Linked DNA regions of Homo sapiens: region 1 is linked to region 2. The links are chromatin contacts, found by Hi-C or POLR2A ChIA-PET in ENCODE. All regions are on one chromosome and are shown on one strand. Each heading gives the region's core, a stretch centred on a gene start or an enhancer-like site at or near the end of the contact. The rest is flanking DNA. Distances are from core to core; before and after follow the strand shown.

Evidence for each region. A loop is a pair of places that touch in the nucleus more often than their neighbours do. ChIA-PET counts read pairs that join two places held with the same protein, here RNA polymerase II (POLR2A). Pooled maps may share reads with other maps.
Region 1: POLR2A ChIA-PET joins it to region 2 with 12 read pairs in PC-9. The contact joins two enhancer-like sites. A Hi-C loop is called at or near these places in 4 of 168 maps with a recorded cell type or tissue (CD14-positive monocyte, GM12878, ascending aorta and 1 more), 4 of 37 single-sample maps with no recorded cell type and 13 of 50 pooled maps. POLR2A ChIA-PET finds 5 or more read pairs at or near these places in 3 of 52 experiments (B cell, PC-9 and naive thymus-derived CD4-positive, alpha-beta T cell).

What each region holds. Positions count from the first base shown.
Region 1 is chr4:38,871,306-38,875,162 of GRCh38, forward strand. The region is part of intron 2 of FAM114A1 (family with sequence similarity 114 member A1); the gene reads left to right. Among named protein-coding and RNA genes, the nearest start is that of MIR574, 5.2 kb to the left of the region's middle. Within about 2 kb of position 1,491, at least 6 of the 41 ENCODE cell types and tissues checked have a DNase peak (open chromatin) inside an H3K27ac peak, as active enhancers do.
Region 2 is chr4:38,159,086-38,162,978 of GRCh38, forward strand. LOC124900693 (a long non-coding RNA gene) reads left to right here. Exons shown (of 2, transcript XR_007058099.1): 2 at 1-2,461. Among named protein-coding and RNA genes, the nearest start is that of PTTG2, 200 kb to the left of the region's middle. RefSeq lists an enhancer at 1,762-2,263. Within about 2 kb of position 1,511, at least 15 of the 41 ENCODE cell types and tissues checked have a DNase peak (open chromatin) inside an H3K27ac peak, as active enhancers do.

The DNA.
Region 1 (3,857 bases), core at 241-2,740, 710 kb after region 2:
GGTCTGGAACTCCTGGCCTCAAGTGATCTGTCTGCCTTGGCCTCCCAAAGTGCTGGGATGTGAGCCACTATGCCTGACCGATGACCATTTTTAAATTTAACAGATGTAAAGATCTAGTATTAATAAAATTTATAAATTATCCATAAATATTTTAAACAATAATCTATAAATATTTTAAATAATAATCCATAAATATTTTTTGACAATAGTCCATAAATATGTTTTAACAATGCCTGTTTAACATCTTACAGCTGAGTTTCTGGGGTATTTCTGAAGGGATGGTTTGTGTTGGTTGAATGCAGAACAGCCACAGAGAGGAGTTTTACTGCAGTACTTTTTCTACATTTGGGATAAACTGACCTAAGGTAATTTGGCCATCAGAGATAGGTAAGGGCTCTAGGTTTCCTCCTCTGCAACTTCCCTACCAAGAGTTAAATTACCATGAATCCAAGTTCACTGATGGAATTCTGCCATAAACCCACACATGTATTAGCAAACAGGCTTAGTTAACCAGTCTGTTCTTATAAGCTCAAGGAAGTCCTAGCTCACTGTCCTTTTAGGCCTGTGTTCTAGAGGCAGGACTCAACTAAGCTTCTAGTCACCTTCAGGCTTTGGAGTCCTGCATTCAGCTAGAGAACCTAGAAGAACGCTACTCCAAAGGGTAAGTCAGCTGCTGGATTCAGTGCAATCTCATGTCTTGGGTATAGAAGCAGAGAAGGCACCTGTACGTTATTTCTTGTCGATCCACATACCTGAGGCATCTTTCATGTCACCAGTGAAAAATTATTTCTCATATCCCTTATGCTAATTAGCATACCCTGGAGTGCCCATCAGAGAAGACGGTAGATGAACCCTCTAAAAAGAGGTGGTCACCTCATTACGGATTTTTAAGTGCTTACTAAAGACCCCTGGATAGTATATTCCTGAATAAGGCACTTCAAATGTCATCCAGCCACCCTTAGGGCACAAATTAAAACTAAGTAACATGCACGTGTCACATAGTATATGCTGAACTATTTTAGGATACTTCATGAACAAGATAACAACACATGAGGGCAAGGCTTGTACATTTAGGCATCCATAATGGTTTTTATTTACCCATAAGTGTTTATCACAGCCAGATTTACTCTGATGTTCCTGCTTATAGAAAACTGAAATATTTTGGGACTTCCTAATAATCCAGATTAATAATAAGGATTTTCAAATTACCTTACAAAGAAATAAAAATATCAGACAATGTCTACCATCTACCGATTTAAAAAAATGAGAATAAAAGTGATGGCAAGGTATCATTTATTCATGAACCCATTCTCCTCATTGTTGTGTCCATACGACTCATGTGAGGATAATAAATTAAGACAGGGAAATCTTTAGGCCATGGCAATCAAGCAAAGTCCTAGGCCATGGGTAAGCAGACATTTTCGGAAACCGGCCAGATAGTAAATATTTTAGGCTTTGTGACTTTGCAGCCCATATGGCCTGTGTTGCAATGACTCAGCTCCGCTATTGTAGTGCCAGAGAAACCATGACGGTCCCATATGTAAACAAAGGGTGTATCTCTGGTCCAATAAAACTGTGTTTACCAAAACAGGCAGAGGACAAGAGTTGGCCAGCAGACTGGTTTGCCAACACCCTGTCCTAGGCTAGTCCTGATTCAGAGAGAGGTTTTCACAAAGATTTTGTAAACTTCCAAATGACAACAGCCTTTTTAGCAGCCCCCATCAATTCTACTCACCTCCCATAAACCACCCACAATACTACCCCTTCTCTATACAGTGGGTTTCTATCGTTCTTTACTATTTCAGCTAGGCTTGAACCTGGCTCCTTGACAGCCCACGGCCAACCTTGAATATCCTAAACTTTGTATACCAGCTCAAGGGAAGTCTGCATTCGTTGCCATTCTTACATGTAGACTTGTTTACAGGAATATTATCACTGAATTCAAGGTCTGGCAGATATTTTTGCTTACACAAATACATTCTAACTCAATTAACTGGGAGGTGAAGGAAAAAAGAAAGACAATACGGAAATGTCAAGTCATTTGGAACCATCTGCTGTAAGAGAGCTCCTGAGTGTCTGTACACAAATATTAATCTAACTCAACAGGCATATTTGTTGAGCTTCCTACTATGCACAGGAAGCCATGCCAAGTACTATGTAGAATATGAATACAAAACAAGGAAGGTCTTTGTCTTTATAGAATTTACAAATCATAGGAAAAACTGAAGCAACTCTAATCAAAGAGGACTTTAACTGTCTAAAGTAAGATAAACACAAAATGCCCTCAGAAGGGTTCAGAAGGAAAATGTTCAACCTGGAGGAACAAAGAATGGAGGAGGCGGTTATTTTAACTGGGTCTTCAATGTGCAAAAGAACAACATATGGAACTAACAGCCCCCGAGGGTCTCTTGTGGATGTGCCAGGCATTGCACAGATATTTACACTGTCTCATTTAAGGTTTTATAGGAAATCGTGGGAGGTAAGCCTGGTGGGATCAGAGCACAGAGGTCCCTGGATACTAGCTGAAGCATGTGGCCTCATCTCAGGAGGGAGAGGAAGGGGAAGCTCCTGAGGATGTGTGAGCAGGAGAGCCATGTAATTAGAGCCGTGAGGTGAAGGATGGGAAGTAAGGGGAAGAGCTGCAGTGAACAGGGGAACCCAATACTGAAATAGTCATCATGAACCATAATGAGGACCTTGCCATGAGAATAGGAGTAAAAGAATGTAGATAGATTCTCAATAAAGAGCCTCTAGGATTTGGCCACTGACTGAATGTAAGAAAAGAGGCAGATGGCATTGCTGATAGGGCTCTGATGTGGTTCAGTCTCAAAGTCAGACACGGGTTCAAATTTCAAATGTAGAATTTACTAAAAGTGTGACTTCTGAGCTTCAGTTTCCTCGTCTGTAAAATGGAGCTGATAACATTCAACTCACAGGAGATAATACATTTAAAGAGCATGGATACAGTAAGCACTCAATAAATGATAGCTGTTGATACTATATATTCTTGAGAGGGTGAAAGCGTGGTAAATGACAGCTCTGAGTTATTGGGAAAATCTATGTGTGAGATGGTGTCTCATTATGGTTTTTATTTGCATTTCTCTAATGATTAGTGGTGGTGTGCATTTTTTCATATGCTTGTTGGCCACCTATATGTTTTCTTTTGAGAAGTACCTATTTATGTCATTTGCCCATTTTTTAATGGTTTTTGTTTTGTTTTTTGCTTGTTGATTTAAGTTCCTTACAGATTCTGGATATTAGACCTTTGTCACATGCATAGTTGCAAATATTTTCTGCCATTATGTAAGTTGTCTATTTATTCTGTTGGTAGTTTCTTTTGCTGTGTAGAAGCTCTTTTGTTTAATTAGCTCCCACTTGTCAATTTTTGTTTTTGCTGCAATTGCTTTTGGAGTCTTTGTCATGAAATCTTTGCCAGGGCCGATATCCAGGATAGTGTTTCCTATGTTCCTAGGTTTTCTTCTAGAGTTTTTATAGTTTTGGGTTTTACATTTAAGTCTTTAGTCCATCTTGAGTTTATTTTTGTATATGGTATAAGGAAGGGGAACAGTTTCAATCTTCTGCATATGGCTGGCCAGTTATCCCAGCACAATTTATTGAATAGGGAGTCCGTTCCCCATTGTTTGTCATTGTTGGCTTTGTCAAAGATCAGATGGTTTAGGTGTGTGGCTTTATTTCAGAGTTCTCTATTCTGTTCTGTTGGCTTATGTGTTTTATTTTTGTGCCAGTACCATGGTGTTTTGGTTACTATAACCTTGTAGTATAGTTTGAAGTTGGGTAGTGTGATGTCTCCAGCTTTGTTCTTTTTGCTTAGGAATGCTTTGTCTATTTGGGCCCTT
Region 2 (3,893 bases), core at 261-2,760:
AGCCCTTTTCAAATGTCATCCTCATCGTGAGGTTTCCCTGTGCAATCCCCTTTCCTCCTCTCCACCCCTGGACAGAATAACCTTCTTCCAGCGCAGGCCCCAGCATGCTCTGTTGTTCCTTAGTATTCCCTTCTTGGGCTTTTGGAAGAAGACTGGTCTGCCTTCATCCAAATCTTTCAACTGGACAGATCCACCTGGATACCTGCATCAGTTTCTTAGGGCTGCCAATATAAAGTACCAGAAACTGGGTGGCTTTAAACAACAATTCACCATCTCACAGTTCAGGAGGTTAGAAGTCTGAAATTGGAAAGTCCGCAGGGCCATGCCCCCTCTGAAGCCTGTTAGGGAGAATCCTTCTGACATCTTCTAGCTTCTGGAGTTTGCTGCCAATCTTTGATATTTCTTGGCCTGTAGGTGCATCACTCCAATCTCTGCCTCCATGATCACATGACTGTCTTCTTATAAGGACACCAGTCATATTAAGGCCCACACTACTCCAAGAGGACCTCATTTTAACAAACTATATCTGCAACTCCCCTACTTCCAAATAAGGTCACATCTTGAGACATTGAGGATTGTGACTTGAATACATCTTTTGGGAGGACACAGTTCAACACATAGCAATAGGCAGTGGGTAACTCAAACTCACCAGATCTCAAATTGGCCTCCATGTCTTTTCCCCGGACTCACTCATTTTCCTGTACTCCTTATCCTGATTGGGGGCACTAGGCCCTAAAGCAGAAACCTGGAAGTCATTCTATTCTTCTCCTTCTTTTATATCTACATAGTCATGATGTTCTAACAAGTATCTCTTTAAGAGTTCTCATATTCATCCCCCAAATCCCTGTTTTAGTTTCTTCATCATTTTTAACCTATGCAACTATAAGAATCAAACTAGTTTTTCTATCTCTTGTTTCAACCCCCTCTAACTCATTCTCTGCATTGCTGCATGAGACTTTTTTTTTTTTTTTTTTTTTTTTTTTGAGATGGAGTCTCGCTCTGTCGCCCAGGCTGGAGTGCAATGACGCGATCTCGGCTCACTGCAACCTCCACCTCCCAGGTTCAAGTGACTCTCTCGTCTCAGCCTCCCAAGTAGCTGGGACTATAGGTGCCCGCCACCATGCCTAGCTAATTTTTGTGTTTTTAGTAGAGACAGGGTTTCACCATGTTAGCCAGGCTGGTCTCCAACTCCTGACCTCAGGTGATCCGCCCACCTCGGCCTCCCAAAGTGCTGGGATTACAGGCGTGAGCCACCGTGCCTGGCTGAGACATTTTTAAAACACAAGTATTACCATGATACCATGTTTAGAACTCTTCTCAAGCTCTGCTCTGCACATAAGGTGGTCCAAATTCCTATGCAGAGCACATGAGATTTCATCATCTCATCCCTACTTTTCCGAGCTCCTCTTTAGACATTTCCTCTTGCAATCTCTTCTCCAGTCATTGTGAACCATTCACAGTTCCCTAAACCCAGGAAACAGTTTCATGCCTTGTGCTTGTAGCAGAGACATTTATTACTCATGGAATAGCCATGTGTTCCTGTACATTTTGCAACTCCGGGAGGCATGTGATTAGTTCTGGCCAATGGGCTGTGGATGAAAATTTTATGTGTCACCTCTGAGCTGAAGCATTGAAGAGCCAGTGTGCTAAATTCCAGCTTTTTTTGTTTTCCTGCAATGCCAGCTTACAAACCACATGTTCCAGGTGGTACAGCTGGACCCTCTAGCTTGGGTCCCCAAGTGACTGTGTGGAGCAGGGCCCTGCTCCTTACTCCTCCTGTCCAGCTGACCTGATTAGGCAGGTGACCTGAGTGAGAAATAAACTTCAGCTATCTTCAGCTACGAAGGCTTCAGGGTCATATTATTACCAAAGCATAACCTAGGCTTTCCTGACTCATGCTTTTGTACAAGCTCTTCCCTTTGCCTAACATGACCCCCTTCAGCTGCCTGGGAAAGTCTTACTGATCATTCCAGCCCCATTGATCTTCTCTTCTGTGAAACCTGATCTGAGTCATTGCAAAAGAAAGCTAACTACTTCCTCCTGTGCTCCCATGGCAACTTGTAAACAATGCTGACATCATCCTCATCGCTGGTTATCATAACAATTTAATATCCATCAATTCATATGGTACTAGATCATGGGTGCATTGAGGGCAGGGACTGTGTGTCCATCCAGCTATCAAATTTGTATCTCCAGCACCCCACAGAAGGATTTGCATACAGACGATACCCAATCCAATGAATGATGAATGAATAAAAAACTGACTAAATGTAATCTGTACAGAATAGGCTTTTGGCTGAGCATGATGGGGGAGGTCTGGGTCATACAGTGAAAACACTGTATGGGACTCTATAGTTTGCAGACATTAGAAGACAATAATTGCCATTTTGAGCTTATGTTGAATTCATATTGGCCTGTATAATGTGTATTACTATAGAAAATAAAACTTTCATACATACAATCAGGAAGGTGATTCTTCAAAGAGTGTCTAAAAATTAATTATGACTCATGAGTGAGTGCACGAGAGTGGAATCAATGTGGGTCCTGTTAGTGGAGAGTGTTTATTTAGGAAACAACACTGCACATGTGTAACAGCCAGAATGACGATTAAGATCACGTGTAACTGGCACATTACAAAAAGGTGGAAAGGACACTGTGAACAAAATGCAACTCTATCTATCATCTGTCTACCTATCTATCATCTCTCGATTTATCTACCTACCTATCATCTATCAATCTATTATCTATCATCTATTAGCTATTATCTATCTATCTTCTGTCTATCATCTATCTATCATCTACCTATTATCTATCATCTATCTACTATCTATCATCTATCTACCTATCATCTGTCTATTATCTATCTATCTATCAATCTATCTATTATCTATCTATCATCTATCTATCTATCTATCTATCTATCAATCATCTATCTATCTTCTATCATCACCTATAAATCCCATGACAGCAGTAGGGGCAGATCTAAGTTTTGTGGGGCCTCTCATTGCCTCTTTAAATTAATTCTATTGGGTAGGGGCAGCATTCCTCTACCCCTGCTGATGACTTGGGTAGACCAGAGATCTCAAGGTCACATTCAGACAATAAAATATCCTTTGAATTGCACAAAATGGCCTCCATTCAGATTTTAGCATTCCAAGTTGCAGATAATAGTTAAAACTTCAGAAACAATTTAGCTTTAAATCTTCTTTCCTTCCCTGGCTGGGACCTGTCTCACCCAGGAAGTCTGCCCTGGGAAGGGGTCATGGCCCTCTTCCTTTCCCCTCCCTCTGCTCACCTCCTTCCCTTTGTTTGCTGCTATTTCCCTCCATTCCTGGAATGAAGCCCAGAAAGGGGAGAGGTATGAGGATGAAACAGCTCTCATGTGGCTGGGCAGCCTAAGGCTTTTGGGCCGGACAGCTGGCCTCCCTGGAGCAGCCTGGCTGATGATTAAAGCTGACCCTGCCATGAGCTCCACAAAGGCCTCCAGCTGGGCTGCTCTCGCCTGTGGTTCCATTGACCCAGGCTGAAGCACCTCTGTCCCTTCAGGTGGTCTCATGTGATTCTTTCCCCAGCTCCTGGGATTCTGGAGGTGCCACGTCCAGTCCCTCTGCTGAGGTCTTCAGTCCATGCCTTTAAGCCCCAAGACCACCCCACACTACCCCACACCTGCTTCTTTTCCCACGGGGCCCTCATCTGGTCTTGGGACATGCTGCTTGCTCTGCCACAATAGTATCCATCGGTTAAAATATTTTGGCGCTGTCCTATGTCCTTTGCATTTATTACCTAATTAATAATGCTCACAACCAAGTAGGTACATTTGGCAGGCTGTATCCATGGGTATTTCCTGTAAAATTTCTGTCCCTGGTTTTGCCATCATGAAACACTGTGTGCAC